Linked DNA regions of Homo sapiens: region 1 is linked to region 2. The links are chromatin loops, found by intact Hi-C in ENCODE. Cell type or tissue: heart right ventricle. All regions are shown on one strand. Links, peaks and the distances in the headings refer to the core of each region. The heading gives the core; the rest is flanking DNA.

Evidence for each region. A loop is a pair of places that touch in the nucleus more often than their neighbours do. Peaks named below come from ENCODE experiments on the same cell type or tissue, not always from the same donor. Only the 100,000 strongest peaks of a DNase experiment are listed, where the experiment ranks them.
Region 1: it touches region 2 in a loop (2.5-fold over the local background); 17 of 110 quality-filtered maps call a loop at or near these places.

Annotation. Positions count from the first base shown.
Region 1 is chr15:99,115,917-99,132,157 of GRCh38, reverse strand. SYNM (synemin) reads right to left here. Exons shown (of 4, transcript NM_145728.3): 3 at 5,366-5,436; 4 at 1-2,791. Among named protein-coding and RNA genes, the nearest start is that of TTC23-AS1, 15 kb to the left of the region's middle. In heart right ventricle, for the core only: no CTCF peak of the experiment used is centred there; a DNase peak (open chromatin) is centred at 8,217; H3K4me3 peaks cover 1,217 bases; H3K27ac peaks cover 6,067 bases.
Region 2 is chr15:99,162,944-99,179,184 of GRCh38, reverse strand. TTC23 (tetratricopeptide repeat domain 23) reads left to right here. Exons shown (of 14, transcript NM_001288615.3): 10 at 4,030-4,135. Among named protein-coding and RNA genes, the nearest start is that of TTC23-AS1, 32 kb to the right of the region's middle. In heart right ventricle, for the core only: a CTCF peak has its summit at 8,523; a DNase peak (open chromatin) is centred at 9,084; H3K27ac peaks cover 6,534 bases.

The DNA of each region.
Region 1 (16,241 bases), core at 4,837-12,836, 48 kb after region 2:
TGGAGTTGCCTGACAGAAGTCTGGGTACCCACTGACTCTTCTGTTGCAAAATAATCACCAACCTTCCCTGCAGCAGAAATGGGGCCCTGAAAAATAATCTCCTTTTCAGCATGAAATTGTCTGCAGCCAAATGTGCTGTGCCTCCCTGATCCGTCCATATCTGCAGAAGACTCTGCTGGGCCAGGTTCTGGCGAGCCCCATGCCTCTGGACAGGCAGGGGCAGGGCCTAGGAAGATGACTTCTCTGGACAGTGGACTTTGACCGGGACCCAGCGTGACATGCCTCACAGACCGGCTGGCTCCGGTCGGGCTCGCTGCCTGACTTAGGTCACCTCCCGCACTTACCTCCACCACTTCTGCAGTGGGTCCTTCATATGACATTCGCTCAGTCCTCCAGACTTCAGAGGGGCCGAGTTTTATGTGCCTTGCAGCCTGGCTCACATCCTCCAGCACCTGTGACTGGGCAAAGCCTGTGGGGCTGCTGACCTCCACAGTGGCCGACACTGGGCCCTGGGGAGTGCGCTGTCCCGAGCTGTGAGAGGCCCCACCAGCAACCTCGCTCTCGCCTGAAGGGATGTACAGCTCCCGGGTGGCCCAACGCCTAAAGCGAATGCCAGCAGCCGGGGCCTCCGCTCCACCTTCCTCATCTGGGCTGCCAGGCGCTGGGCTGCGTTGCCTGCTCAGGCTCTCCCGAACCACCGACTCCACAGCCTTCTCCATCTCACTGGCCTCATCTTTGCTCAGCTCCTCCAGGTCTAACCGATCGGCATCCACAGTTTGTGAGACGTTGACTTCAGCAACCAGGGTCACGGAACTGCCACCAGCACCCTGGACCTTCTTGACATCCACGGAAACGCTCCCCGGCCCACCCTGCCCCTCTCTGGTGAGGGCGGACAGCTCCTCCCTCATGCGCTCGGGAAGGGTTTCCTCCAGCTGCCCGATGACCTCCACCAGCTGCTGCCGGGGCTCCTTGGAGGAGATGCCCTTCATGGAGGTGTGGAATTCGTGGGGTATTTTAATTTCTTTTTCAATGACTGTGGGTTCGGCATGAAATTCACCGCTTCTAGCTTGTTCTTTCCAGTGAGTGGAACCCAGGTCCCCCTCCAGAGAGGGCGCTGGGACATCCAAGGGCTTCACAACCTTCTCGCCCACTGCACCGTCCTTCTGTGTCCTCCTTCGAGTCCCCTGCACGATTTCATCCTGCCAAGAGTACCTGATGGTGGATTCCTCCTCGATGTGGATCTGCCCGTACACCGAGCCGTCATCTCTGTCGTGCCCCCCGGGGTGTTCATCTGGAGTGGACACAAAATAACTCTGCTCGCCCTCTGAATCACCTGCCTCTGTCACTTCTTCCACGTGAGTCGTGTTCTCCTGAGGCTGCTTGGTCCTTCGATGCTGATTAACTGAGAATGTGACATCGCTTTCTCCATAACCTTCCTCCTCCTTAACCAACCCCCAGGGGCCTGGCGACACATCTTCGACCTCCTCCACTTTGAATGGGACGGAAAACTCCTCCGGCTTCTCCCCGCTGACATAACTCACGGGCTCCTCCACGATCTCCACGTTGACGACCTTTGCTCTCCCCTCCCTCCCTTTCAGGCCGAGGTTGATGATGTCTCCTATCATCTGCTCGGCTGACTTGCCTTTCAGCCCCACTTCCTTAATATCCTTGCTTAAAAGGTAGTCCAGGCCAGCTTCATCGGAAACATCAACATCCTCAGTCAGTTTAGACTCCACAACTATTTCAGTCTTTGTTTTCCTTTCCCCAGGAAGCTCTTTCCTGTCCACGTAAGTGACTTTTGTGTCTGGAAAAGAATCAGCAGATGCTTCTGTCTCTGGAGACTGAGTGAACTGCTTCAGGATACTGGTAACGATGTTTTCTGCTACGGTTTCTGTCATGGAATCGCCTTGCAGAGAACCAGTGGCATCACTGGTGCCCAACCTGAACCGTAGCTCTCTTGCTTCTGCCTCTCTACCGGTCCCACCACCAGCATCCTTCACAGGCGTCTGCAAACCTTTCGGGGACACCTCTGCTCTTCTGTCCTGGGATACTTCTAGACTAATCGGCACCTCTCTCTCTCGCACGCTCTTCTCCTTCGGTGAGTCCTTCTCCTTAGCCTTCTCCTTCATCTGCTGGCTTTCTCTCTGTCTCGCTTCCTTATCTAACTTTGTCAATTCTTCCCATCTTAGGTTTCTCTCCTCGGAAGCCTTCTCTTTAGAATCGAACATTTTCTCTTCTGGCTTTGTTCGGATGGTTTCTGGTCTGTTTCTTTCTTGCTCCCTCGTGGCTTTCACTTCTGTTTTCTTTCCCAGAATGACGGTCCTCTCATTTGACCGTGTGCTTTCCGAAGCACCTGCTGCCACCTTGTCTCGGCGATCCCGGTACGACTCGCGGGCAATTGTGGAATCTTCACCTATGTAAACGGGGACCTCCCTTGTATCTCCGGCTTTTGGTCTGTCAGGGAATGTTTTCACTTGAGCCTCAGTATTTCTTAAAAGGCCATAGGTTGGAGAGAAAGTTCTGACGTTGGTTTGACTGCTGACGGCTTTTCCGTATGAGTTTTCCTGCTGGGTAGTGGCCGAGGAAGAATATCCCGAGCCCAAGAAGCCTCTTCTGGCATCACCTCCAATAGATGTGCCCGTCTGAGATCCACGGTGCCCTGACAGGTTAGAATACAGTGCCGAGCTGTGATTGAAACTTGCCAAAGGTGCTTTCTGCCTTGAAAATAGATTCCTTTCATTTTCCCTCTGTAGTAGTGAGTCGGTATAGTGATAGGATTTGTTTCTGAATTCTGTAGAAATTGAACAAAGCATTCATTAAAATGACAGTCATCATTACCCTTTTCCATCTACAAGCATTGTTGCAGGCCAAATCCCATTCCATCATAATAAATATACACTGTTACCACAGAAAGCTCATTATAAAGATAAGTTATATTTGGTGCCCAAATTATTTTTTGGCAGTTTACAAAATCCTGTTACAATAAAATGTAGCACTACAAATACTTCAGCCTAACACGTTTCTCCAGTTACTGATATTAAAATACTCACTCATCTTAACATTAATCATAAAGCACAATGCATATCCCAGAGAGGTCAGAGGTGCTCGTTTTTGTGGCTGAAATTTCACAATCTTATATTTTGAAATCATTAATTTCTGCTTTTTGAGGTAAGTTTAATTTACTGTAGCAGAGAAGAGCTCTGTAATTACAAAGTGTGTCATTATTAAACACCAAATAGCATTATCCTCCACTATTTAATATACTCTTCTGTTTCACTGATTTCCATATTGGGCCAACAAGTATTAAAGAATTTAACTTCTTTAAGCTTTCTGATCTTTTATTTTACATTTAACACTTATCTGAAAAGGAGCCAGTGCAGAAACACCCCGGTCTGTCTTAGTGTCATGATCCTGAAGTTGGGAGGCAGTCCTCAGGGCTTCCAGCTTTGCTCCAGGCTGTTTGCAGACAGTGCTACCCTTTGGGGTGTCCACACCCCAGCAGGGGAAACCGCTCTTTAGGAATGGCAGCTGGTGGTTAGAACGCAGCCAGGAGCACCGTCCACCCCGAGAGTGCCCCTGGTGTCTACCCACACCCCAGCTGGCTCAGCGGGGACAGGGCTTTCTCTCTCCCTTATGGAGCCAAGGCCAGAGGCCTCCTTTGCACAGATCCCAAGATACAGGAAAGAGACCAGGCCAGGACATTTTCTACAAGACTCCTCTTTTCAGGTCAACTGATCCTACTGATCCAACTGAGAAGTCCCAGAAGATGAACCCCCAGGCAATAGTGCAGGGACCATCTCATTTACAGTTAAGATTCAACAAGAAACATGGAAGATTACAGACTGGGTTTAGGTCCACCGGCTAGCGGGCAAGCGGCCAACATTATTTTATGCAATATTATAAAAGAAACACAAGCACACTAACAAGTATTGATAAGTTCACTACTTAGGAACTTATCTGTATATTTACTCAACAGAACAGAACTATCTAGAAGCTCAACGTCTAATAAAAATTCCCAACTAGTAATTTTTATTCTAAAGCTTTTGGCATAATATGTAATTGCCAGAATAAATTTAGTTTACAAATATTAAGTCTCTATTTCCTTCAAGAAGCTTGAAAAATAATGAATGAATGAATGAATGAATGAATGAATGAAGCAAGTTAACAGCAACAGCTGTTAGCCCCTCTGTGTGCTCTCCCTCGGCCCCAAAATCACAACTGGGAAAATTTGAGCAAGGCCCTGGCTTAGACTGTTGGTCTTCCTCGGAGCTCCTGGGCCCTTTTCTTCCTTCTCCCCTCTCTCTAGGTTACATGATGGATGTCCAAACTTAGGTATCCACAGGTTAAAAATGTAGGTAACTAAGTAAACCTTGAAATCTGGGGAGTTAATTCTTGTTTTATAGATGTCACACGTTAACTGATGCCAGGCAGGTTGACCAATGCCTACCCTTCCATGAACACCTTTGCTTTTTTCAAACTTACTCTCAAAATTAGAAAGAAAATTTGCTGCATGTTGTCTAAGACCAGATCCCTTCCAGTTATAGATGACTAGAACCCAAATATTCTTCTCAACCCAGTGACATGTCAAATCCATGAGTTGCCTAAAAGAAACAATGAAGACTAAAACCATGCTGCTGCCTAAGGTGTGAACTCAACATTCTATACGTAATTTAATCGACACTTGCTTAGCCAGAGCTCTTCAAGATTCTATAGGGCTTTAAAAGGTTAAAAAACAAGTTATCCCTCAGTTTCTTAGGATCTTTCTAATGAACATTAATGATCTTATGTCAGTTCTGCAGCCATAGGAAGGATGGGCCCTGTCCTGAGGCTCTTGGCCTCAATAAGGTAGTCTTCAAGGCACCAGGACACATTTTCCTGAGCTGCTCACAACAACCTAGGGTGGTGTAAACAATGTAACTATTCCCATCTCTCTTCCTGTTAGGGTAGCAGGTTCCAGAGTGCTGCCTGCCTGCCATCCAAGGCCATACCTCCCTCTACAGGTGTAACAACCATAACCCCTTGGTCTGGAAATGGAAGGAGTGTCCCTTCCAGGGGTGTGAAACACAAGTTCAGGTGCACTCCTGCTCGCCCTCACACTGCCCAGTGCCATTAGCCCCTTCCGCTCCTGCATCCTGTCGAGAGAGGGACCAAGTTTATCAAGCACCTTCCCAAACATTCTCATTCACATAATTGAAATTATGTCACACTAAACTAAAATCTATTTGGTACTTAAATGAGAGATGAACTCCTGTTATCTAAACACCATATCTAACCCGTTCTTCCCGATGATGGTGCTTTACTATCTAGCCACAGAATAAACAGTTCAGATGCCTAAAGCTAAGTCAAGTCATTAGCTTTTACTTACCTGACGGCATGTTTTCAACGTGCTCAGCCCAGATCACTATCTCTGGATTACTTTCTCCTTCCAATAAGGCCCTGTAAAAATAATTTACAAACATAATTCATTAGGAAACGAAAGAGTAAGAAGTGCCTCTAATAAAACGTATCGTGGTATGCGGCCAATGACCATAGTGTCACCTGTTTTAGGACTTCTACCTGAAGAGGAGACTTGGGCAGGGCTGCACCATAGGGCTGGCAAGCCCACCCACCAGCCTCAGCAGACCTGGGCCAGGCCACCTGCTCTGCTCACCGCCACATCCCTGGCAGCCAGCATGGCGCTCAACCCCTACTAGCCCAGTGAACAAAATGACCAGGCCAGGGCTTCGGCAGTACTGGCGAGCCAAGCCCTTCTAGAAAGCTTTCTCAGTCCAGGGTGAAGAGGAGCAGGAGCAAGGGGGCACTGGAGAGATGTGGGCCCCAGGCTAGAGGGCCCCAGAGCAGCTACACCCCCCACTGGGTTCTTCCTGGAGTCACAGCTGGTGGGGGCAGCTTGCAGAGGGCTGACCAGGAGACGGCAGGGACTGACACTTATAAGGCAGCCAGACTGCATCTGTGGTTTCAAACTGCATTCCAGGGGGTCACCTTGGAGACGACAAAAAGAAGTAGAAGGCAGGCAGACGGAAAAGGTAGTGCTAAAGCGCCCCCCGTCAGTAGCCCCTCCCCATGCCACCCCCAGGGGCCTCACTTCATCCAAATTGGCATCCTGTTATCTCCTTTAATAAAATGGTGAGAAGTACCCAACAAGGTGATTTCTTTGACTATGTCTGCGCCAAAGTTCTAAAATTATAGAAGTTTCATTAGGTTGTTCACGTCTACTGCTTCAGATCCCAGAGCTGAGGAGAGTGGTCCCAGCAGACCCAGCCTGCTGGCGAGGGGCTTAGCACCGGGATGCCTGTCAGCCAGTCACTCGCGAAGACCCCTTGGGCTGCTGGCAGCTCTGGGTGCAACAGTTTCTCAGTTGCTAGAGCAACATGTGAAGTCACTAACTCCGGTTCCAAGAAATACACTGCACACGGCAAAAGGCATCCAGAACAAGAGCCCACTGAGAAATGCCAATCTTATGGCTGAGAGCTGGGCACAAAAACGGAGCAGGGTGCCCACACCCGAGCAGGGACTTGGCAGCTTGGACAAACTGCACTGAGTTGTATTTCCATCTGTTGAAACATGGTGAGCCCCATGAACACGAGAGCCCTGTGAGCAGCTGGAAGAAAGCAAAGGAGGCATGAGGCACTCTCGCGAAGGCGCACACAGCGGGCCTGCCCCGGCGCAGTGACTGCGGGATGCTTGTGTGTGGACGGGGCATGTGCAGAGGCCCGAGTCCAGAGCCCCAGCCCTTCGCTCAGGGCAGAGGCCAGGAAACAGGACACCAACCCATTAATCCCACGCCCTCATGACCAAGCATTGTAGGTTCCAGGAACGCAAACAGCTTTCACTGCTGAGAAAGTTCTGAGGTCTATATAATCAGAGGAACATTCGGGGTAAAAGCCAGGCCCCAAGGCTCTGCACCCCAGGATGACGGCAGCAGAAGGGGTGGCGTCCTGCAGCTGAGGAGCCAGGGCAGGGCGTGGGGAGAAAGACTAGGTTCTAGTTCAGATCCTCCCGGCCTGGCTCAGCTGTGAACCTCGGGTACCACGGGGCCTCTCCCTTGAGCTGCCCAAGTTAGAACGGAAGGTATGTTGCTGTCCAGGGAAAAATACGTCTTCCCCACCCTCCAAAGGGAATGCATCTGCTCCTCTTCCAGAATTCCAAAGCATCACCAAACCTTCATAGAGTTCAGGACCCACACGAAACAGGCACCAGCCCTGCGTGGGGCTTCTGGCTGGGTTCAGGGGACAAGATACAGCCCCACAGCTTCCCCTTTCTAGGCCTTTACCATCCCTGGCTGACACTGAGCACCAGGCATTGTGGTCACTCATGTACTTACACCGTCGAAGCCACCCCCAACACAGGGCCTGTGGCTGCATCCTCGCTCTAGAGGTGAGAAGACTGGGGTGCAGAGACAGCGTCTTGGTCAAGGGCATACGGCTCACCAGTAAAGAGAAAAATGCAAACCCAGGCAGCCTGAGCTCTCAGCCCCCTCCCCTGCGATACCACTAGGCCTCCCAGTGAGGCCAGAGACCATGGTATTGCACACAAATTTCAGAAAGCACAAATCCTACAGATAGACCCTCCGGGCCATATTAATGAAAATAAATTCTCTTGGTGATTTCATCCAAAATGGCCCTGCAGAGCTCTCCTATAAGTAAGAAGCTCCTGCTGGAGAAGGAGCTATCCCTCATCTGTGTCCCTTCTCAATGGCCGGATCCTAGCAGGCAGCGACACATGTCACCTTTACTATCTGTGAGCACCCGGCTGGGCACTGGCCATTGAGTTCATGCTTTGGGTAGCACATCCAGCCCAATGGCAGCCACCCTCCTTCCGCACAGCCCCAGGACTACACGGCGAAAGCATCAACAAGACTCTGAGGAGAAGCCAGAAACCACGACTTCCTCTAAAGCTCTGCAAGGGACATTTTTAAGGAATAGGTTCGTACCACTTTAAGAAATGGGTAGCATGTTCTCTGAGGCTGCAATCAAACCTGGTTATTTTGAGAGCGGTGGAGGAAATCTGCCCCCAAGCCTCGGGGACTGTGAGAAATGCCAATCCCCTGAGTCATGGGCTATTGTGGGCATTTCACACAGCTCCACAGGTTGGTGGCCCCTTATGCAGGAAAATAAGCAAAAGTGCAAGAAAACTCAAGTCCCTGGCCTCATTAAGGAGCCCAGGACAAACCCACAGTGCAGAAGCCGGCTGTCATGTGGCCTCTGGCCAGGCGCCAGGCCCTAATGGGCCACCCGGCGTCCTGAGCAGGCTCCAAGGCAAGGCTCTCTGTCTGGGATAGATTATCCTAATGGAATTGCTGAACAATCCGCCGTGACTCAGCACCGTGGGCACAAGGCCACTGCTCTGTGCAGCCCCATAAATGAGGCACTGTCAGGATGTTCCCAGAAGCCGTGTCTGTGCGGGAGCCTGCTGGGGCCGGGGCCGGGGCCTGTGGGTGATTCACGGGGTGCTTCCTAGCAAACAGCAGGTGGAGAAGTGCAGAGAAGAAAGGGAGGCTCCGGAGCTGGAGAAGGAGCCGCAGAGCCGCCTCCCTCGACTCCTCACTGCGACAGAGGAAGCCAAGCTCCACACAGAGTGGACGCACTGCCTGGGTCACCCCAGATGCGGGCCCGTGGCTGGTCAGTCACCGGGAAGACCAGGGAACAGAAGGGAGGGGGCAGAGGGGAGTTCCATTCCCATGACCAGCAACGCCACCTGAACGGGAAAGGTGAGACCACCGGCTTCACAGGAAGGATAACAGGAGGTAACGTGGCAGTGCTGGGCCATTTCCGGGCATCGCTTCTGGGGTCAGTATTCAACCACATCCCAGAGCCATCTCTAGGTCAATACTAGAGACTGAAAAAAAAAAAAACCAGATAATCAACAGAGACAAACATCACTCATAAAACAGAGAGGAAGCAAGCGCAGGACAAAGTTCTGGAGTCAGGATGTCTGGATTCAGATCTGAGACCTGCCACTTCCTAGTTCTGTGACCCTGGCAGGCCGCTCAAACCCACTGTGACTCAGTTTCCCTATTTCTGAAATGGAGAGAACTCACAGGTTTGCAGTAGGAATTAATCAAGAAGCAGAAAGTTCTCAGAACCATGGCTGTCACAGAGTAAGAGCTCACTAAACATCAGCGATCACGTCGTCCCCACCTCCTTCTACATCCTCCAAAGAAAACTGATTTCCAGCTAACTAAAATGAGTCAACAAGGGAAGGGACTGTGGACCATCTGTATTTTATAGTTAACTGAATGTTAACTCATTTATTTGACCAGCAACCAAAGGTACTGGTCGATCCTTTCAATTATATATTCTATTTATTTATTTATGTAGAGACAGGATCTTGCTCTGTCGCCCAGGCTGGAGTGCAGTGGTGCCATCTCAGCTCACGGCAATCTCTGCCTCCTGGGCTTAGGTGATCCTCCCACCTCAGCCTCCCAAGTAGCTGGGACTACAGGCACGTGCCACCACACCCAAATAGTTGTTTTTGTATCGTTTGTAGAGATGGGGTTTCACCATGTTGCCCAGGCTGGTCTCCAACTCCTGGGCTCAAACGATCCACCTGCCTCAGCCTCCCAAAGTGCTAGGATTACAGGCGTGAGCCACCATGCCCAACTCTATTCTTACAACTACAAGATTTTTATTCACTTCAAGTATTTTATCTAGTAACTAGATAAGTCTCAGTGTTCACACATTTTTATAAGTCTTCCAAAAAAAGGTGGGAACTAACTTAAAAAAACAAAATGTACTTCTGCAAAACCTTGAGGAAACCCCTAAGAAACGTTTTCCTTTGAATAGACACGTGAAAAGGTACAGGTGGCCTAAAAAATAATGGAGCAATCAGAAATATCACTAGAATGATGAGATGTAAACATTAGGAGTCCTCTGTGTTGCTACATTAGCAGTCTACATGGAGACCAGAGACATCATATTTTTCTCCATTAAAACACGCTGCTTCTGCCAACTGGGATCAGAAAGAAGAAACAGGAAGCTTCCCATGCCCTTCCCAGCACACACAATATTTTTTGATGTTGTTGTTTCTAACCTAACCTTTTAAAAGGACTTTTGCCTGAAAGGCCCCAGGCAGTAAATAAATCTCTGCATTGCATTTTCCTATCTGCCGAGGTAAGGCCTCCTTCGATTTTTCTACTGAAAAATCATTTTGACCCAGCTTTCCATTTTTTCTTTCAGGTGAAATTTAGAACAATTATCATATCTTTCATCCCCAAAACATAGAACACAAAAGCCTCTTTCTGGATTCTTACAGAGACCGCGTTGTCTGTCTTCCAGACCAGAAACCTAGGATGGGCCTCATGTCACGCACACTGTTTCTGCATCCTTCTGTTCTGTGGTTTCTGCACTGTCTACCCCTGGGTATTCTTGCATTTGTTGTTTCAATATTGAGTATCTTTTCTGAAAGGTTCTGTTTTCTAACAGCTTCTTGCTGATCATTGGGCTCTATGCTGAGTGTGTGTATGGGGAAGCTGTTTCTTTTCTATCTGTGCTTCTGCACGTCCTCACTCTGTAGGATCTGGACCAGGTCTTCACATCGGCAGTGAGAGGGTTTGGGGCGCTGCAGGTTCTGGACATTGCTAGGGTTTTCACCATCTCATCATCAATTATCATCCGATTATTCACAAGCACCTGCTTTACCGACTCTGTGCTAGCCTGCAGCGAGTGACAGCGGCACGTGTCTCTCATACTTCCTTACCTCTCAGCTCCTCAGGCTCCTCCCTCCTACCACAGCCACCTCCATCAGGTCTGCACGCCTGGGCGCTAGCGACTGCAGGAAACTCTGGAAGCCTCCCTGCAGCCACCCAGACACCCCATCCACCCCAGCACTGCAGGCCTCCTGCACTCTGCCTGCAGCTGCCTCCCCAGCACTGCCTACCCCCTCCACAGTGCTGGCCCTGGGACTGCCCCTGCATGCCACAGAAAGCCCCACTGCAGCTTCCCAGCGTTCAAGGCCCCTGCACTCTGCCTCATTCCCAGACCTCTCCTCACTCCCCTTGCAAGTTCCTCCCTCAACTTATTCTCTTATTCAAACTTGCCCACCCGGAGCTCCTTCCTGATTCCTTTCTGCCAGTCCAATTCCCATCTCCCCACTTCCCCCACCACCCAAAGGCCCAAACCCCACATCCCTTTGCAAATCTCTTCTCATCACCTCAGTCTGAAGTGCTCCATCCGGCAGTGACCCATGGATAGCTTTCCCTGTTAGGGGGCAGTGAACCATCGACACTACCCCCTAGGAATGTGCATTCCATTACTGGAATATGCTTGACTTTCTACCTCAACATACTGTGTCCCTCCTGCCACACTACCCCCTATAGTCCCTCTCCCTCTCTCCTCTGTGTCTGCTCACACTTCCCCGTCTTTCAAGACCTTCATCAATCTTCAATCCCTCTAGAAGCCTCCCCTGATTCTCACAACTCCCTCCCCATCACCAGAAGCCTCGTGCTGGAGTCTTTTGCAGCTCTTCAGGTTCCCTGCTGTGTAGCAGGCTCCCCAGATCCATGCTGCCTCATCTACAGCCCATGTTCCTTGACGTGAAGCCCACACTGGCAGTGTCTTTGCAGGCCCCCACCCAGCATCGTATCCTGCATATCAATTGTCTCCAGAGAAGGCTGAGGGCAGGTGTGGCTCTTACCCATCCATCACACGTGGCCCTCCATGACACGCCCCCAAAGCCCAGCTGCCCAGAGACGGGCACTGTCATAAATACCACACTAGCACAGTCCTCAGGGCCTCCCCCTGGCCATTCCCTCTGCCTGGAAAACCCTTTCCAAAAAGTCATTTCCAGCTTCTCTTCCTACAAGAATCAAGCATTGCCTCTTCAGGAAGCCCTCCCTGCGTGCCTCATCAGCCTCCCTCCCACTGCACCCGACACATCATCATCCTACCACTGAGGACAGGGACTAGGTCCACACCATCATCTGCCCAGCATCCCAGTACATCCAGCTCCTTTCTAATTCCACGTTCAACAGGGCATGGAGGGAACAGCCTTGGGTGAAGGCCTGAAGTTAAAATCTCAGGCTCTCCAATTACGAGTTGTGTAACGTTTTAAGTAACCTCCTTGAACGTGGGTGTCATCACATGGAAAAAAAGCTTCTTTGGTGAAGCTATAAAAATTGCAGATACAGTCTACAAAGCGCTTAGCACATGGTAGGTACTAAACAGAAGGCAGCTGTCACTCCCTGTCACCCATTCATGGTCAGAGATAATGGCACCTACTTTGGAATGCATCAGAAAGTAAGATGGATGATGACACGGGGTGGACAGTCATGAGATAAAGCAAATGTAGTCGCATGTTCACTGGAGAACTCAAATGGAGCATTCGTTATTCTTCCAACTTTTCTTATCTTTGGAAATTCTCATAACAAAATGTTGGGAAAACTAGATAAAGTATTCATTTTGACATGACTCTGCAAAACAAGACTTAAGAGGAATGAGTTGTGTTGCTCATCTCGGGTGTTCAGAGCTTCAGATTCTGTCCAATCCAAGTCATCACCTTCTCTAAAGTGTGGCCTCTCCATATGGCTCCACAGGATTCTGTGACCTCGGACAGGCCCAGGGCAGCTCTAAGGGGACTGCCGCATGCAACTGCAAGCAGCCCAGACTGGCGCGTGGGTCCTGGTGCAAGCCCCGCCTCCCACTGTGACTGCTTCCCCTCTCCTCCATCAACCCATCCTTCATCTTGTCTTCCAGGCTGCTGTGAGAAGACCTAGCACTTACCTGCGCCTGGGCCACTCTGCCAACAGCAGTGTGCGCACGAATCACCTGGGATTTTGTTACGAGGCCAACTTCGGTCCAGTATGTCTGGGTGGGCCCAAGATTCTGCATTCCCAACAAACTTGCAATGCCTCACAATGCGCATGCTGCCGCCCTGTGAGCTGTGAGGCCCTGGACCGGGGATTCTCCACCCTGGTGGTACCTGACAATCATCCAGGGAGGTTTGAAACCACTGTGCCGGTTCCACCTGTCACTAACCTCATCAGAATCTTGAGGGCCGGGAGATTCGCAGGTGCAGTCCCTCCCTGTCCCCGAGCATGTTTCCCTTACCATTCTGCTGCTAGTGCAATAAAACGCACACTCCAGGCAAGACCCTGTGATCATACAGCAAATGGATCAGTACCTCGAGCCCCACACAACTGCCGCTACTCTTGACAGGAGACAAGAGCCAGTACAGCCTGGTGCCAGCTGCAGGCAGGGTGTGTCTCCTCTCTTCTCAGTATCCATGGCCCCACGCCCAGCCCCACAGCTCCCGCTCACTGCCACCCGCAATGCAGGAGGAAAGGGAGGGATGGTGCTGCACGTCTTAGGATGCTCAGAGGTCTCGATCTCATCTTCACCTGCCAGGCGAGCTGCCAGCAGCTTCCCTGGCCATGCACTGGCCAAAGGCAAAACCCCAGTCTTAGACTCTTGGAGGTTTGCTTTGTTTTAATTTTATTATCTTATGTTTATTTTATTAAATTATATATTTATTTATAAATTGCAAGTCTCTCTGGAAATTACAAGTATACAATTATATTATTTTATGATTACTTTAATGTTGCTCCTTCCCTGTGACAGTCACCTAGAAGGGCCAAAGATCTGGGTTGGGAGGTGTTCAGTACATTTGAGAGTCCTTGGGACAATGGACAAATCCCAGCAAAACGTGCTTTAAGCATTAAAGAGCCACAGTCCCTTCCCTTGCATGTGAATGAGAACCAATAAGCCACAGGATGATGACAGTCAACTCAGCAATTCTGGGGCAACGGCCACCACAGGTGGGTCAAGGTTTGCAGAGATCAAATGAGCACTTTAGTTAAAGAATAAGGGTCAGAAGAGCGCAAGTCCACGAACACAAACAGGAACTTCACACCTGTCCTCCGAATCGGAGCAGTGCAGACTACTGAGCAAGACTCACATCGAGGATGACGAGGGTTTGTCTTCCAGACATGCACTGGTGATTTTCAAAAATGGTAAGTTTTTGGCTTATACAAAAGAATGGGTTCTATTCAACCATCTGTATGTCTTCTTCGTCAACGGGCATCTCCGAGACTATACCGGAGCACAGAGGCGGGAGGCCTGCAGCGATCCTACCCAGCAGGGCTGGGAGTCTGCAGCGGGGCAGGGCCTGTCAGGCAAGCTCCTGGCAGGGTCCTCATTTTCCCCATGCAAACTTGGACAGCAGAAAGAGGTACAGTGAAATCCATCGCTTGCTCCCCTGAAAGCACGAGTAGCTCCTAAATTCCTAGGAGATGGCCACATCAATCCATAATCGGGTTAGGGAAACGCCAGCCATAGACAGACAAAATAAACTCTGTCCTGGCTGACAGACTGCTGACAGTGAGCAGAAACGGCTCGCGATCGATGCCCTGAAAAGCTGGGCCCGTGGCTTGTGAATACCCTACCAAAAAGGCAGGCCCCGTGGCTTGTGAATACCCTACCAAAAAGGCAGGCCCCGGACTCTGAGGCAGGATGCCCATGTTTACACTGGCTTTTCAGGATGGAGAACAGGGGGCAGGACGAAGTAGGGAAGAAAAGAGCTCAAAATTCCAAAGGCAAGGCACAAAATAAGTTTCCTGATTCTAACTCAGAGAACTATTACAGAAAGAAAATAGAAAAATCCAACTGCCCTGCAGGGAAAAGATTCATCTGGCATGGGGCATTACCTAACACACAGAAGTCAGTTTTCCAGGCCTGCCTGGCATCTGCCCTAGAACAGTGCCTGATTTGGGGTAACTCCCACCACCCCAGTCTCAGTCCATGTGACTCATAAGAGGCTGGGACCCCAACCCAAAGCTCTAGAGCCCTACATTCCTCTGGCCAGTGATGGGCTCAGAGGCAGGAACATGACCCAGCAGAGATGGAGAGGCCGAGAGGATGACCACGGGCACGAGACTGGGTGGCCCTAAGCCTGGAGCTGTTCGGGCCCCACCCAGCCACGTGGTGGGAAGAGTCCAGAAGAGAGAGACCATCCCGCCATGTGGACCAGCTGTACCTGAAACTAAGGATTTGATACGGTTTGGATGTGTGTCTTCTCCTAATCTCATGTTGAAATGTGACCTCCGTGTTGAAGGTGGGGCCTAGAGGAAGGTGTTTGGGTTATGGGGGGGATCGCTCATCAATGGCTTCGTGCTGTCCTCTCAGTAATGAGTGAGTTCTCACTCTATGAGTCCACATGAGATCTGGTTGTTTAAAAGAACCCAGCACCGGCTAGGCACAGGGGCTCATGCCTGTAATCCCAGCACTTTGAGAGGCTGAGGCGGGTGGATCACAAGGTCAGGAGTTCAATACCAGCCTGGCCAATATGGTGAAACCCCGTCTTTACTAAAAATACAAGAATTAGCCAGGCATGGTGGCAGGTGCCTGTAGTCCCAGCTACTCGGGAGGCTGAGGCAGGAGAATCAGGAGAATTGCTTGAACCCGTGAGGTAGAGGTTGCAGTGAGCCAAGATCGCACCACCACACTCCAGCCTGGGTGACAGAGTGAGACTCCATGTCAAAAAGAAAAAAAAAGAACCTGACACCTCCCCACTCTCTTGCTCGCTCTCTTGCCATGTGACATGCCTGCTGCCCTTTCACCTTCCACCATGACTGTATGCTTCCTGAGGCTTCACCAGGAGCAGATGCCAGCACCACGATTCCGGTACAGCCTGCACAACTGTGGGCCAAAATAAACCTCTTTTCTTTGCAAATTATCCAGTCTCAGTTATTCCTTCATAACACAGAGTAGACCAGCACAAGACTTTCAGGTATATGAGTAATAAATTCTTTTTCTGACTTGGGGCAGTCTGAGGAGAGTTTCTGTCACTCACAAATGAAAAATTCCTGATTAATGCTTTCTTCCCCCAAATAAAGCCCGAGTGTTTTCAAGTTTTCCATATTAAAGTTTAGATCATCTAACTCAACGTGTGTTTCAATGCCCTACCAATTTAATTGTGCAACTGTTCACCCCACAAGATTTCCAAGGAGAATGCCAACAATGGGCTTTGGGAAGTCCAGTCTGGCAACATCTTTTCCCCTTTCTCTGAGCCCCGGCCACCAGCCCCTCAGTGGCAGCAAGGCTCTCAAATGGGGGATCCAGAAAGGCCCTCATGGCCTTAGCCCCAGGACCACCCCTCAATTCATCCCTTGGTGAAGCCGTGGCTCCTCCATGGACTCCATGTCCCTGGGAAGGCCTCACCCCTTAGCAGCCTCCTGGGGCCCAGGCCAGGGGCTGCCTGATAGAGCTGCTCCCTCTTCACTGATGGGAGTGAGGGCTCAGATGAAC
Region 2 (16,241 bases), core at 3,705-11,704:
TAAGTTTGTCAGAAACCTGAGAGGCCAAGGTGTTGGCTAGGTCGTTGGCTGGACATTTCCGTGTGGTCCTTCAGCTACACTGTGCATCCTTCTCAGCCCTGCTCTGTGCCCCAGAGGCTGACCTTTAATTACCATCTCAGTGCCCTTTCCCTCAGACTGAGAGATACACAGCCTGGACCAGGGAAGACATGGAGACAGAGCATCCATTCCTCCAGCCCCTCCCCTCAAGGTCCCTGCAGGTAGGCCGTGTCTCTACTGAAACCCACCGCTCATTTCCCTACAATTCTTCTTTCTGGTTATAGCAAATGCCCCCAGCACCTTGTCTTGGGAGCCAGCGTGCTCATCTTGGGTTTCCTCCATGCCAGGGATCATTTTATTGACCTCTTTTCCTCCATTAACCTGTTTACATGTGCCATCTCTTTCCTGCCTGATTGAGTACAGGCCAATCTCATGCATACTGAAATCTTGGGAAATGATGACAAGAGTAAGGGTAGATAGGAAGTCAGTTAGCTGGGTGCAAAAACCTAGTGAGGGGCAGTGTCTGTAAATCTGCATAAAATACAAACTATCCTACATTTTTGTAGTTCACATGTGAGCTCCTTTAAAACTAAAATTCCTGCCTAAATTTTTAGGGGAATTTCTAATGTTAGCACAATATCTGGCATGTAGAAAGCATTTAAAAATGAACATAAGTTGAATAGGACTGAATTAAATTAAATGGAATTAAATTGAATTTTACTGAATAAATGAGATGCTAATTTTGCACATTTTAGACATCCTGGGTGTTCCCCCGTCAAACCCCCTTCCCTCTAGCATATGGTTTATAAAAGCTTCATGAACATCAAATAAATTACATTAGGGATTGAGTTTCTGAAGTGAATAATGAATAATAAATGTTTGCTTATGTTAGCATTTCATGTAGAAAAATGTTTAAGTCATGAAAATTTTGTGATAAATTCAGATCCCTTTAAGCTTTCAGGACCCACTTTCTTTTTTTATTTTTTGAGACAGAGTCTTGCTTTGTCACTCAAGCTGGAGTGCAGTACACGATCACGGCTCACTGCAGTCTTGATCTCCCAGGATCAAGTGATCTTCCCACCTCAGCGTCCTGCGTAGCTGGGACTACAGGTGTATGCCACCACCCCTGGCTAATTTTTTTTATTTTTTAGTACAGACAGGGTCTCACTATGTTGCCCAGGCTAGTCTCAAACTCCTGAGCTCAAGTGATCCTCCTGCCTCGGCCTCCCAAGGTGCTGAGATTATAGGCATGAGCCAGCATGCCCAGCCTGACTCACTTTCTTGATATTGTGTGTATTTTGCTCTTGGAAAACTTTGCTTTCTGTCTCCATGGCAAAAAAACAACTTACAGTGTTTTCAGAACATGTAATTATTGATTTGAAAATAATTTTGTTAGACACATATCTATTAACATTTTCTTGAATTTATAATATTGAATAGGAAGAAACAAAATATAAAATCTTTCTTGTTTTGGTTTTAATCTAAAATACTATATGTCTTTGCATCATATGAGTTAAAGCTTTTCTGGCATTACACAGTGATTGTTCTCTCCAAATAACAGATCGTAGAGATAGTAGGGGAAAAGCAAAGTAAACATGGCTCAATTTGCATTTGGTATTTTTTCGGAGGGTGTGGGTATTTCCTCTTTTTTCCTTTCTCCAAACACTACACAAGCAATAATTTGACTCTATCCCTGTGGCTGCTATTGTCTATATACACATGAAGTTGAATTTCATAGTGCCCGTTATTTGGAAAACATTTAAGTCAGACCTTAAGATTGGGCCTTTCATGCCAAATCAAGGACAGTGGCTAATTTGGGGTTGCCAAAATCACATATTCAATTCTTTATATTCTGTAATAAGAAAAGTCATTTTAAAGCAAAGGATATTGTTGGCACTTATGAATAAGAAATTCTGACTATTCTAATGCAGCAATAAAAATTATTACCTGCAGTCTTATTTTGGAGTAGCCCCAACATAAAAAGTCCAGAGCTAGTAGCTTAGCAGATTTTAACATGTGACAAGTAAGGTGACAGTCTAGAGTCAAAGATTCTATCTCCGCTCTGATTATAGTCTCAGAAATGCATTCGGCTGGTCATAAGAGGAGGAAGTACTGCATGGTCCAGACTAGAATGCTCAACTGGGATGACTTGATCTCCTGTGCCAGCTGCCATAGATGAATCACAGCTCCTGAGGACTGAATTAGGGTTCCCTGAGGAGTGTGCTGGCATCAATTAGTGATGTCTCCCACCACTGGCTAGGGTGGGGGGAATGGCAGCACTCAGGACATGATAGAGATAGCAGAATTTGAAGTTAGAGGATCAGGGTCAGACTCTTATCTCTATCTCTTATTAGCTGTGAGATATCATAATCACCCATTCAGCAATCTTAGTTTTCTCATGTATAAAATGAAGATAACAATTATCAAGAAAATTAAAATTGGTATCACAAATAAAAAAGAATTAAAGTGCAGCTTACATCTTATGAATTGCTAGTGTGTTTTGCCTATCCCAATCTAGTGTTTTCCTTTTTTATCTTTTTGTGTGTATTTGTGTATGACAGGGTCTTGCTCTGTCACCCAGGCTGAAGTGCAGTGGCATAATCATAACTCATTGCAGCCTCAACCTCCCGGGCTCAAAGCAATTCACCCGCTTTAGCCCTCCCGAGTAGCTGGGACTGCAGGCATATGCCACCATGCCCGGCTAATTTTTGTATTTGTTGTAGAGACAGGGTTTCACCATGTTGCCCAGGCTCATCTTGAACTCCTGAGCTCTAGCAATCTCCAGCCTCAGTCCCCCAAACTGCTGGGAGTACAGTTGTGAGCCACCATGCCTGGCCTACTCATGGCATTTTAGTATTCTGTCACTCTTTTGGCAATTAATTGTGAACTACCTACCTACTGACTCACATTAGTGTATTATCTTACTTCACCGTATTTTATTTTTTGTACTGCACACACTTTCTAGCCCATGCCTCTCCTATAGTAGGCAATCCTAAGTGTGAATGAATGTAAACATGTTACTAATAGTATTTTAAAACTCCAAATGCTGACAGGGAGTTGAGTAGTTACTTTTTATTTGAAAGCAGGTATTTTGCATGTTATTTGAAAGGACTATTGTGATTTTATGTTCAGAAGATCATAGTTTTTTGTTTGTTGTTTAAAAACTTTTATTTTTTGAGACAGAGTCTCTGTCACCCAGGCTAGAGTGCAGTGGTGCAATCTCGGCCCACTGCAACCTCCACCTCCCAGGTTCAAGCTGTTCTCGTGCCTCAGCCTTCCAAATAGCTGGGACTATAGGCGTGCACCACCATACCCGGCTAATTTTTATATTTTTATTAGAGATGAGGTTTCACCATGTTGGCCAGGCTGGTCTTGAACTCCTGACCTCAAGTGATCCACCTGCCTTGGCCTCCCAAAGTGCTGGGATTACAGACATGAGCCACCGCGCCTGGGCAACAACATTTTAGTGGACTTTATTTTCAAGGAACTGAGCTGCTTTCTGTGCTTGGGCAGCTCCCCTGAGCAAGTTTGTAGAGGGTGCAGGCAAATGGGCTTGGTGGCACAGGCACAAAGGAGGGGTCTGTATATCTGTGGGGAGACTGCTGACACCCACCGGTAGGTCCCACTTTTGGGGCTGGCGGGTAGGCAGGGCACTGGGCTTGCCCACTGTCTGCACAGCATCGACACCTTCTATTCATCTCTTTACTTCTTGTAACTCCCCTTCCTTTGCTGACACTGGACTCAAAGGATCATAGACGTTTAATGATTTGCTTAGTGACAGGCCCTGGCCATAGCATTGAGCCATCTGGATTCATTGTCCAGTGTTCCCTCCACCACTCAGACCTTTTAAAATCCAGCTTTCCTGCGAGTTGATTTCACTTCCACATAAATCATTTCTTCTAGCTTGCTGGAAAGTTCCTTGGCTTTCTGCTTATCTCTGCAAGGACAGTTAATTCCCTGCTGCTGCTGCCAAGTATGTAAACAACATGTTTCTTCTTTCTGTGGTGACAGGCACATCTTATCATCCTGAGTAGAAGCCCCTCTCAAGTGGAGGCAGCAGACTCGGCACACATCGTCGCCCATGCTGCTGTCGCTTCAGGGAGACACGAGCACCATGGTGAGAAGAATCCTTTTCTCTTCCTGTCTCACAGGCATCTGGGTCTATAAACGAGCTGCCTTCTAGATGGGTTAACAGGTGGACAGAGCCGCGACACAGGCCCGCCACAGAGCCTTCCTTGTTTTATCTGATCATCTGCCCCTATGCTACTCTGCTGCTTTCCTCTGAGTCCTTTGGTTTCTCTCCCCTTCTTCTAGCCTTCTTCTAGTCTTTTATTCTTAAATACAGCCAATCTCTATCCAAATGTTAGCTGTTAAGAGCCCCAGAGCATCTGTACTGGGCTTACGGTAAATCTGCTCTGCTTTCAAAGGTGATCTATTTTTAAAGATTGTTGTGGCAACAGCTCTGGCCTCTGGGCCAGCCGGCCTCCAGGCACTGTCAGGGCTGAACTTTCCATCAGGATGAACTTACACGGCTTCAGGATTCCAAAAGGAAGTTGCCATTTATGGCTTTTTCTTAGGGTTTTTCTTATCCCCGCGTAATAGGTAGAGCATCAAGCTTCAGGAATTATTTAATCCACGTACAGAGCATACAATGTGCCTCCGTTGGCAGAAAACACATAGTACTAATGATTTTTTTTTTTTTTTGGTCATAATATTCAGAAATGGAGTACAATTCATAAAGAAGACCTAGGGGTGTATTCCAAGATATCAGATAAAAATAATTACATACTGAATAAAATAAGGTCCACTGTGCTCAAAAGCATAAAATCAACATCTGGAAGGCATGGGGTTGATTCAGGAAGTAGAAGTCAGGCTAAAATGAGGCCAGCACATGGGAGAAGGTGAAGGGAAAGCTTCAATGAGCAGCCTGGTCTGAAAAGATCCATGGGCCAGGCAGGGAGCTTCGGTCCACAGAGGAACTGATGAAGGGGGCATCGGCATTTATCCATCTGTCCATCACACCTTGCAGATCTCTCATTCTGGCCTACTAGAGCTTGAAGCACCTTTTTAGATCTGGAGGAGCCTGTGTAAGGATGGAGAGAGGAGACAGGTGACCTTTCTTGTCCCTGCTCCCTAGAACATTCCACACTAACCATCAGGTTTGCTTGTTGGTGCCTAAAATTCATGTAATAGGAGGAAAGTACTTTCTATTCCATACCTATTAATAAAACACTTAAAATACATGTTTGATGGAAACTCCTAGAATAGCAAGTCACAAATCTAAATGTCTACAGGAACCAAGCAAGCAATGTGAGTGAAGCAGGTGGTTATCAGAAACCAGCAGCAGCAGCAAGCATAGTTATAAATGGCAGCTAACTGATGGCTGTAGTATGAGAGAGACGAAACAGAGTGGTGAGGATTGTGGCAAACTAAAACCCATACCTGCTACTTAAGCTCCAGCCCTGGCAGCCATGTGGAAGGGAGGCTTATATTGGCAGAGCTCCTTTTTTAAGAGAAGGTGGAAATTTGGAGTTTTATTGGAGAATCTTCAATTTTTTTTTAATTATTTTTTATTTTTTTAGAGACAGGGTCTCACTCTGTCACCCAGGCTGGAATGCAGTGGCGCAATTATAGCCCACTGCAGCCTCAGACTCCTGGGCTCAAGTGGTCTTCCTGCCTCAGCCTGCGAAGTAGGTGGGACTACAGGCACACACTGCTTGCACCCAGCTAATTTAAAAAATTCTTTTTTAAAGACAGAGTCTTGCCAAGGATGGTCTTGAACTCCTGGCCCTAGGCTACCCTCCCATCTTGGCTTCCCAAAACTCTGGGATAACAGGCATGAGCCACCACAGACCCAGCCCAATTTTTAACTGATGGTAACTAACTGAAATATGTTTAAGGCTCTGAGTGAGTCAAAACAAGTGCGAAGGCTGGATCCGTGACTTTTGACCTGGAAAGCAAGAGTGACAGGTTGCTGTCAGATCTTTCCTGTTTTCCTTGGGGGCGTAAACTGGCAGAGTAAGGGGAGGTGGGTCCATTCCTGAATGAATACCAAACCAAACAGAGAGGAGGCTAAGGCCAAAAGACCATCTTTTTGCCTAGAGGGATTCTGGTTTCCAGCACTTGACCCAGTGCTCAGTGTACTCACTGCAGGTATGAATTGAGTGGGACCTAGTGAATCTGTGCCCTAGAATGCTATTGTCCCATAGCTGTGAAGTTAGGCCACTCTGCTTTGCATGACTTTTGGAATCAGAGGCAATCCAATTTTAGTTATATATTTTTAAAAAGTTTTCCAGTCTAAATATAGCACTCTATTGCCTTCTCTTAAATTGAAAATGATAATAATACCTACTTGATACAGATGATAAATGTGTGATAATTAAATGACCTCACACAGTTATAATATTAATAGCTACCGCTTATATATGGCATACCAGCAATGGTTCTCACCACACTACATTTATTAATTCAGAAATCCTTGCAACTCGATGAGATAGGTACATTTATCCCCATTTGTTGGATGGAGAAGTTGAGGCACCCAGAGATTAGGTAATTTTTCCAAGGGCCCATAACCAGTGAGTGGTAAAGATATGAACCCAGGCAGCCAACCACCCCAGAGGCTCTTTATGCCATGTCATGTTATAGGGTCTGGCACTTCACATGTCTCCTCCCACCTTAGGCCCACCAAAAGAATCTGTGGGCAGACAAGGGACACAGGAAGAATGAAGGCAGCCCAGAGAAAAGGGTTTGGAGTGCCAATGGGAAGGCCTGGGGCCCAGGAGCATGCGGAGAATCTCAGCTCCAACCTGCAGCAGCTGAGGGCATTCGGTGACATGCACTCAGAAAGCCCACTTGCCAGTCAGAATTGAAATATGTGAGGAGCCACTTTGGGAGGCCAAGATGGGTGGATCACATGAGGTCAGGAGTTCGAGACCAGCCTGGCCAGCATAATGAAACCCCGTCTCTACTGAAAATACAAAAATTAGCCAGGTGTGGTGGTGCGCGCCTGTAGTCCCAGCTACTTGGGAGGCTGAGGCATGAGAGTCACTTGAACCTGGGAGGCAAAGGTTACAGTGAGCCAAGATTGTGCCACTGCACTCCAGCCTGGGCAACACAGCAATACTCTGTCTCCAAAAAAAAAAAAAATGTGAGAAACATAAAGTAGATGGGTAAGAAGACAACTTCTCCCAGGCACAAGGAGTTGGGACTGATAGTTTTACAAATTGGGAAAGGGGGTGACTTCTGCATTAGGCCTGGAGGATTGGTTGCTTGAAGCAGAAGCAAAAGACGACTGAGAGGCCGGGCCCAGTGGCTCACACCTGTAATCCCAGCACTTTGGGAGGCCGAGGTGGGTGGATCACGAGGTCAAGAGATAGAGACCATCAAACCATCCTGGCCAACATGGTGAAACCCCATCTCTACTAAAAATACAAAAAATTAGCTGGGTGTTGTGTTGCGCACCTGTAGTCCCAGCTACTCGGGAGGCTGAGGCATGAGAATCACTTGAACCCTGGAGGCAGAGGTTGCCGTGAGCCGAGATTGTACCACTGCACTACAGCCTGGCGACAGAGCGAGACTCAGTCTCAAAAAAAAAAAAAAAAAAAAAAGACGGAGAGACTCAGGAGCAAGCAAGAATCATAATAGTGACAGTAACAACCATAGCAGCAGCACTTGGGCACCTCTTGTATACAGGTGCTGGTACTTCCACAGACATGCTCATTGAATCCTTTTAACAACCCTCGGAGGCAGGACAGGACCTCCCATTTTACAGATGAGTTCATACTGCCACCTCTTCATACCAGAAAGTACCATGAATCTGAAGGACCTACTGTCTCTACTCGTTGTTCTACCCCAAAAGGACCAAGTCCCCATCAGTCTGTATGGTGCTCCTAGGCAGGCCCTTGTCAGATTCAGCACCTATCAACCAGAAGACACTTGAACTGTTTATCATCCTGATGCTATTAGGAAGAAAGCTTACTGAGGCCTTAAAGGTGAGTCAATGCTAAGCGAAGAGCCAGAGCAGAGAAGCAGTGGCTGGAAACAAATGCTGAGTGTCCTGCAGCACCGTGAAGTCCTGGAACAGGTGCAAAAAGGAGCACAAACCTTTGCCCCTAAGGCCTCAAACGAATCACCTAAATGGGCACATCAGGAACAATAAAAGCAAGAAGAACCCTCAAACTATTCCTACCCCATGAACATAGTTTAAAAACTGCTGCCATTGAAATCCTTGTGCCCACAGTGGCAGATGTGGGAAAGGCTGGAAAAGAGCTCCCCAGGCCAGCACGTGTTGCACGTGTGGGGAATCAGCTTCCCTCTAGAAGCAGAAATGCAACAGGCACCACCCAGCCAGGGGCTGCAGCAGGAGCACAGGTGGGTACATTCCCAGTGTCTTTTATGTCACCTCTCTGCTGTCCCCTCACGTGGCCAATGCCCCCACAGCAGGAATGAAAGAAATCTACTGCGGCCTAGGTTTCTCCAGGCCTCTGCTGCCTCCACCAGGGAGAAATAAGAGAGGGCAATTTGCAACGTATCTTTGTGTAACAACTAAGGGGCAACCAAATCCCTCACAGCTCTCAACAGCATAGGACTTTCTGACCTGGACGTTGGTCACTTCTAATTCAGAAGTCCTGGCTGGATCCCAGGAGCAAATCTGCACATTCCACCCAGCACCAAGGGGGAATCTTAGCTCTGCTCTCCTGTGCTTAAACCTGTTTGTACGGGGTACAAAGACTTTTGGGGAGTTGGTTTTGGTTTTGATTTTTGAAGAAAATAATTATTAATGAGAAAAATTTCTCCCTTGAGGATTCTCTGTAGCCTGCCTGCTTGCGTGCGAAATGCCCATTGAAGGCATTGCCCTCTAACAAAACGCCACTGGCCAAGAAGCAAGTGTTTCAGTCTCGACGCACAAGCTGATCCCTTTGCTCTGTGCCTTCCCTGTATTCCTTATGCAGACAAAACTGCCCAAGAAGTCACGAAGGCTTGTGATTGCACAAAGATTCCCAATTCAGGCTCCTGGAATGTCACTAACCTGAGCCTGGCCAGCTTCCCAGAGGAGCATAGACAAACTTGGTATTCACAGCTTTCCCAGCCCTGCTAAGTGTTCAGGGCATTGGCTTTGTGTTTATAACTCATCTCCTAAAGAATATTAAAATGAAATGGTTCAAAGCCAAGAACATTTCAGCCTTTGAGAGGGCAGAGCCTGCTGAGTGCAGGCGGCCTTGTTTGGAAGTAGCCCCATCTGCGGCCTGGGCTCTTGCAGGCCGGGGAGTTCTGCAGCGTTCAGTGACAGCAGATGGAATGGGCTCTGTCTGGTTAGAGTTTAGGGAGCAGGGGCTGACTAAGTGGATTCCTAAGATAAAATTTCCTATGCACGAATATGTATATCTCCCCCGCCCCCACTGGTCCTAGCCTCTAGCCACATTTTACACAGTAGACTGGAAAAATGTCAGTATCGGAAGCTAGTCACTGCATCTCACCCAGGTCTCCTCTTTTTTACCTTACACGACCCTCCCTTTTCTCAACTCTTCCCCCTGTGGCCTGCCTTTTCAGCTTGCCCAGTGCTGGGCCCTCCCCACTCCCTGCTCACTGGGTTACTGATGCTCCTTGGGCCCCGTGTGTTCCAGAGAGACCAGAAATCAGGCACCCCTGGTGTACACAGGCCCTAGGTCTTGTGGGCCCCTGACAGGTGACATGGACACCTGGGAATAGCCACAGTGAGGTGTCCTTTACCTTCCCATGCCCTTCTTAGCTGTCCCTGCTACCTCTCTCATGATGCCTCCAACCTCAGCTTCCAAGTGGGGCCTGGTGGTACAGTCAAGTGAGAGTAAGCCATGGCTGGCCACGCCCCAGTTGCCTGTCTCCCTTCAGACTTCCCACTGCCCTGGGCCCCTGTGCGCTCTGAGAGAGCCTTCCTCTGTCCCTTCTCAGGGCCCATTTGTTTTTACAAAATGCCCAACCAGCCTGAGTTTGGCCTTGCCTTTGAGCTCCCCAAGCAGCACATGTGGCATCCATCCCTGCTCTGTGCCCCACAGGGAGTGAGGGAGAAAGGGGAAGTGAGGGTGCAGTGGAGTGAGGCTGAGGCCCAGAGAAGGAAAGAGATGCCCCATACTCTGTTTTCACCAGCATTAGGAGGATCCCTTCTCAGAAACTTCTGGAAGTCACCCTAGAGTAGTCACATCTAGGGGATTAGGGTCCAGGGTCACTCAGCAAGTTAGAGGCCAAGCAAGGCCTAGAATGGAACCCAGGTGCTACCCACTTACCACACTCCAGACCCAGAGAGGGAGTTGTCCCATCCCCACCCCACGCTGCTGAGGGTGCAGGGCTCTGAGCAGCCCTAAAGGAGAGGCAGGTAGGGGCTGCAGGGGTTGGCAGCCCTTGGGGCCAGTGGAGGAGGAGGAGAGGAGGCCTGTTCCCCACCCAAGTTTGTGCGTTGACCCCTCTAGCTGGGGCAGAGCTGAAACCTCATCAAGCTTACTCACCAACTGCTGTCCCTTCATTGTGTCTGAGAGCAAAGCCTGTCTTCATTTCTTTCCTGGGGAGGCTGAAGTGCATGAGCAGCATGATGACCACGTTCATGAGGTTCGGGTTTTTCACTTCTGAGCTGGTTTGTAATTTGCGTTCAGAACTTCTTAGAGAAGCCTATGTAACTTACACCCCGACTTGGCTTCAAAAAGGATTTTTAAGGCAGCTTATGGAAAACGCATCTACATCACCAAGACAAGTAACAGGAACTTGAGGTTGCTGGAAGCCTTCACTACATGGTGGCCCCAAGTTGTGGTCATGGAGGGGGGCTGGTCACTTTCCTGGTGGTGAGGACACTTAAGGCAGGCAGATCCCAATGGCGACCAGGCCCTGTGTGGGCACTCTGCATATTTATACCTTGCGAGCCTCACCTTGTCTGCTGCCATTGGATCACTTCACTTTATGGATGCACACCTGTCCCTAGAGATGGCCACGGACTTCCTTGTATCACACAGCTAGTGAGTAGCAGCCCTGCCACTCCCTGAAGCCATGTCACAGGCCCCTGTCTATGGCACTGTGAAAGTGTTCCTCATGAAGAGGGTCTCCTGTGAGGACCACTGAAGGCTCTGGGGTGAGGAAGGAGTCTCTTCCGGGCTTTATGTGTTCTCAGGCTTCCCGTGTGGCCTCCACAAGCTAGCAGACTCGAACAGCAGCCCCCAGCAGGGTCTAAGTAGCTTCAATGTGTTTCCTGGGTGAGGGAGCTCCTCCAGGTTAGCGCCAGGCTATGATTTGGGACTTTCCATTTTTAAACTCCCTGGGGTCCTTTGCGGTTGGTACAGAGTAGGGACTATTTCCTAAGACTGCTACAAAAGACAATCGTCACATTGTAGAGAGGCCTCCCTCTTAATGAAAGCTGTCCTTACTGTTCCAACTCCTGCCTTAGGACAGCCACAGGAAAATGAACGCAGGGTTACTGGAATTTATTTTAATTAAAAGCCTCCTGACCTCCCCTCCAGTGGGCCACATTGCAGTCCTGCATTCCTCTTGCTCTTGGGATGAAGCCTTGTTTTCTTTTGCCTGTATACGTACATCTCTACACAGAATCTTTCAGGGTCTTTTGGAATGACATGGCTCCAAGTCCTCAAACAGAGCCGTCTGGAGAGACATCAAACCACCCTGCTCACCGAGCCACACCTTCTCCCTGCTCTAACTCACAGACAACCTAAACATTCTGTTAGAGTGAAAATAGAAGATTCGTGGCCTTGGAACACCTGTGCCATTAGGGCTCAGATTTACAAGCTAAGTCATGCTCCTGTGTTTTAGAAAATGACCTCAGCTTCTGCCCAGGCCTTCGGCATCAGATTGCAGAGGATTCTAGAAGTGGTTTTCAAAGGTAGGGGTGGCCTTGTGTGAGAGTGCTGAAACTGCTGGCTCTTTGTGAACCTACACCCTGTTTCAGGGCACAAGGTTCAGGCCGGGAGGCAGCAGCCACTTGAAGGGGCTATGACTTCCTGTCCTTCTGGAAATCCTGTTGTCACTTGTCCCAGGTGGAGATAGACTGGGATGTCCATTGCCAGGAGAATAAACTGCTTCTCAGGAAGTGACCCCTTTGCTGTAGTAATAGGACTCAATTTGCCCTCCCGTCAAAGGCTGCTCATGTGGATTTAGTTCTCAAAGTTAATTTGGAGGTGAGGGGGTTGGGGGAAATAAGTCAGGATCTTGCAATAAAGGAGCTTTCTTGTATCCTAGATAAAGATAAAAGTGGTTTGAAATCTATAGACAGGGAAGGTGCACACGTGGACACACTAGACCTTCCTCTGTTCCTAAGCTCTAGGCCATTCTAATATACAGGGGTCCTAACCTGAGTTCACAGATGCCTGATGTGTGGCTGGCTTACATGTGACAACATCCGTCTGGGAACCCTCTATCTGGCCTTATCCCCCTGTGACTAGAGACCTACCAGGAACAAAAATGGGAAAAGCACAAAACCTTAGAGAAGCCAGGGACTTAAAGGAAGAAAGAGAGCAGCGACTTGAGGAGGCTGCCCCCAGAAGGCAGATTCCCAGGCAGGGCCCATCTCCGTCTGCCCACCACAACGCCTGGCCTTCTGTCACTTTGATAGCCGCGTTGCCTTCATGTAAGGAATACACTCCTTCCGCACTCTCCTCCCTTCCTTCCTCCCTCACACCCGTTCCCTCTTCCGGAGGTCCACGTACACTGACAAGCATCCTCTTTGGAAAATATGACTGGGCGTCCGTAAGTCTGAGGTTAGGAGCCGTCTGCACATTAGTTGGAACTGAACCCTGCAGCATCCTCCCTCAAAGCTTCTCTGTGAGCTGAGCTGCACTGAGGGAAAGGAGCATGCCATTCTCGGGTTGAGAGGACCAGCCCAAACAGGGTGCTTTTCGGGGCAGTTAGGGGAAGGAATCCTGGGAGGTGGGAGAACATTACAAAGAAGAGGACTAGAAAGATGTGAGGTGCGGCTGTGTCCACCCGTGCCAGGGAGATCGGCTCCTACCCCAGGAGAGGGCAGGGAAATGCCCCCTAGCCCTTTTGGCCTCTGCCTTTCCCTGAGCATGGCAGTGCTGCTTCAGCCAAAGCCCGGAGTCTGAAACTCAGTGCACGAATTGCCCCATGCCTTATACATCTGCAGGTCTTCACCGCAAGCACAATAAGGGCCCATCGTTAGGGACAAGGCTGAGATGCGGAAAGACCTTTACTTTTAAAAAGAATTGCTCAGCTACGTTCTTCAGTTGACTCCCAATCAGCCAGAAAATTAAAATAACGAAAGAGTACTCCACTCCTGACTATCTTCATTCATTTTAGACATGAATGTTCATCTCTGTAATGCTTTTATAATCAATAAAATTAATGCCACTTCATCCTCAACATTTGCTGACATTAGATTATCAAAGTAGCCAAAGTTAATACTCAGTTTGCACATTAAATCTGCAACGTTTTCTCGCATGGGCAGCTATGAGGAAGAGAGGTAACATTTTCCATGTGGTAGATTTTCTCCCACCAAGACAAAACCTTCTGAGGAGTGCTCCAGAAATGCATCTGCTGGTCTGGCTGGGGACAGGCCCCATTGAAAGAGAGGGTTACAAGAATCCAGTTCAATTGATTTCTGCCTCACTGCAGACCCCAGGGCCAGCTGGCACTGAGTGCAATTCCTGCTCCTGTCTGGCAACTGCCTGGAATCTACATGGAGTAAATCATGCAGATGAACATAACTTGTTTCAGACCTAAGCTTTCTTTAGGTTGACTAGATTTGGTAGACATATTTCCAAAGTGTTTACGTCTCTCCTTTCTAACACAGATCCTATGGAATGTAATTAGATCATTTCTTAAGACCCAGGATTCTCATTGTGAATTTCAGGCATGTTCTCAGAGCTCTTGAGGTGTACAGGGCTGTTTATCTGCAAAGGATGCTAGACTTCTGTGTCTTTTGATTGCTCTGTGTGTTTTCATGTTTCTGTCCTCTCAATGTCCATTTCTGTCCTCTCAATGTCCATTTCTGTCACTTGTTGCTTCCAGTGTGCCTGCTATTTCAGCCTAGTATGGGGACCCATAGCCACAATTATCAAAACTGTCCCTAAAATTAAAATCATCAACATTTATTGAGCACCAACTGTATGTCAGTCCTGTTATCATTTATTCATATGCATTAATCTGTTTACTCCTTATACCTCCTTATAAGGGAGTTATTAATATAATGGTCCCCTTTTCCAGATGGGGAACACAGCAAGGCACACAGCTGTAAGGGGCAGAGCCAGAATCTGGGCCTAGATAATGCAAGCCCAGAGCCTGCTCTCTTTCCCATTCACCCTGCTGCCTCCAAGAAGCAGCACACTTTACAGGGGCTGATTGGATTTTTGATCCTCGTGTGTTCTAGAGAGCTGTACCTGAAGATCATGGAGGCCACTTGGGAAGCACCTGGCATTACCGTCACAGAATGAGAAAAATAAATCCAAATCAATTCATTGGAAAAGATAATGAAACAGATAAAACACTAGCTGGCCTAATCAAGAAAACAGAGAGGAAGTACAAATGCAAAACTAGAAATGATAGAAGGGAATAACCAAATATTGAGGAAATTTCTAAAAGCAAAAGATAATGGTTTGTACAGTGCTCCATAATAAATATGATATTTCCAAGTGGAAATGTCAAGTAGACCACTGTATATACGGGTCATGATCTTCCCCAACAGACTTTATGTGCTTGTCATGTGTCACCCTGAAGCTATCTTCAACAGGTGCTTCTGTGGGAGTCCCATGTCTCTTTGGGGAGGAAGCCTTCGCATTTTCCTCTTGTAGGGTAGGGGCAGCAAACTTATGCACATGGGCCAAATTTGCTCACCACCTGTTTTTGTAAATAAAGTTTTATTGGAACATGGTTATGCTCATTCATTTATGTATTGTCTACGGCTGCTTTCATGCTACAACAGCAGAGTTGAATAGCAACAATGGAGATCATACAGCCTGCAAAGCCTAAAATATTTACCATCCTGTCCTTTACAGAATAAGTTTGCCAACCCCTGTGCTAGAGCCCTGTGATTTTTCCAGTTTCAGACTAGTTTCTGTGCTGGTTTCTTGGTTCAGGATTTCCAGACCAAGTAGGTGGTACACATTCAGACTACATATATGCTTATTTCAGGTATTCTTTTTCTAGTCAGAACCTCTGGATAGACACCCTTAATTCCACACCTGGAACCAGTGCAATTGTTCTTATCTTCATTTTAGAGATTCCTGGCTGTCTTAGTGTTTGGGAAGCTGTAACAAAACACCATAGACTAAGTGGCTTATAAACCACAGAAGTGTATTTCTCACAGTTCTGAAGTCTGGAAAGTCCCAGATCAAGGCTCTGGTAGATTTGGTGCCTGACCTGCTTCCTGGTTCATAGACAGCTATCTTTTCACTGTGTCCTCACAGGGTGGAAGGAGTGAGGAAACTCTCTGATGGTGTATTTTATAAGGACACTAATCCCATTCATGAGGGTGCCATCCTCATGACTTAATTACCTCTGAAAGGCCCTGCCTCTGACTATCATCACCATGGGGGTTAGATTTCAACACATGAATTTGAGGGGGACATAAATATTCAGACTATAGCACTGGCTGTATTCATTTTATTTCCTGCGTAACAAATTTGTTTACTCACCCATTTATTACCTTGCAGTTCTGTAGGTTAGAAGTCTGGTGTGGTAAGGCGTGCTTCTCTGCTCAGACTGAAATTGCATTGTTGGCCAGCTCCACTCTCAACTGGAGGTTGGGGTGCTTTCTGAAGTTCGTTCCTGTTATGAGCACAGTTCAGTTCCTTGCAGCTGTAGGACTGAAGTCCCTGTTTTCTGGAGAGCTGGTGGCCAGTGACCCCTCTCAGCTCCCGTAGGCTGCTCTTGCTCAGGTCCTTCCACTATATCCCTCTCCATCTCAGCAGCAGGCAAAATCCTTCTCATCAAATCTCTGTCATGCTTTCCATAAATATGACTTCCTTTTCTGCTACCAGCCAGAGAAAACTCTGCTTTTAAAGGGCTCCTGTGATTAAGTCTGGCCCAGGGGATAATCTTTCTGGTTTTGTTTTTTGTTGTTGTTGTTGTTTTTGTTTGTTTGTTTGTTTGTTTTTTGAGACAGGGTCTTGGCTCTGTTACCCAGGCTGGAATACAGTGGTATGATCACAGCTCACTGAAGCCTCAACCTCCTGGGCTCAAACAGTCCTCCCACTTCAGCCTCCCAAGTAGCTGGGACAACAGGTGCACATCATCAC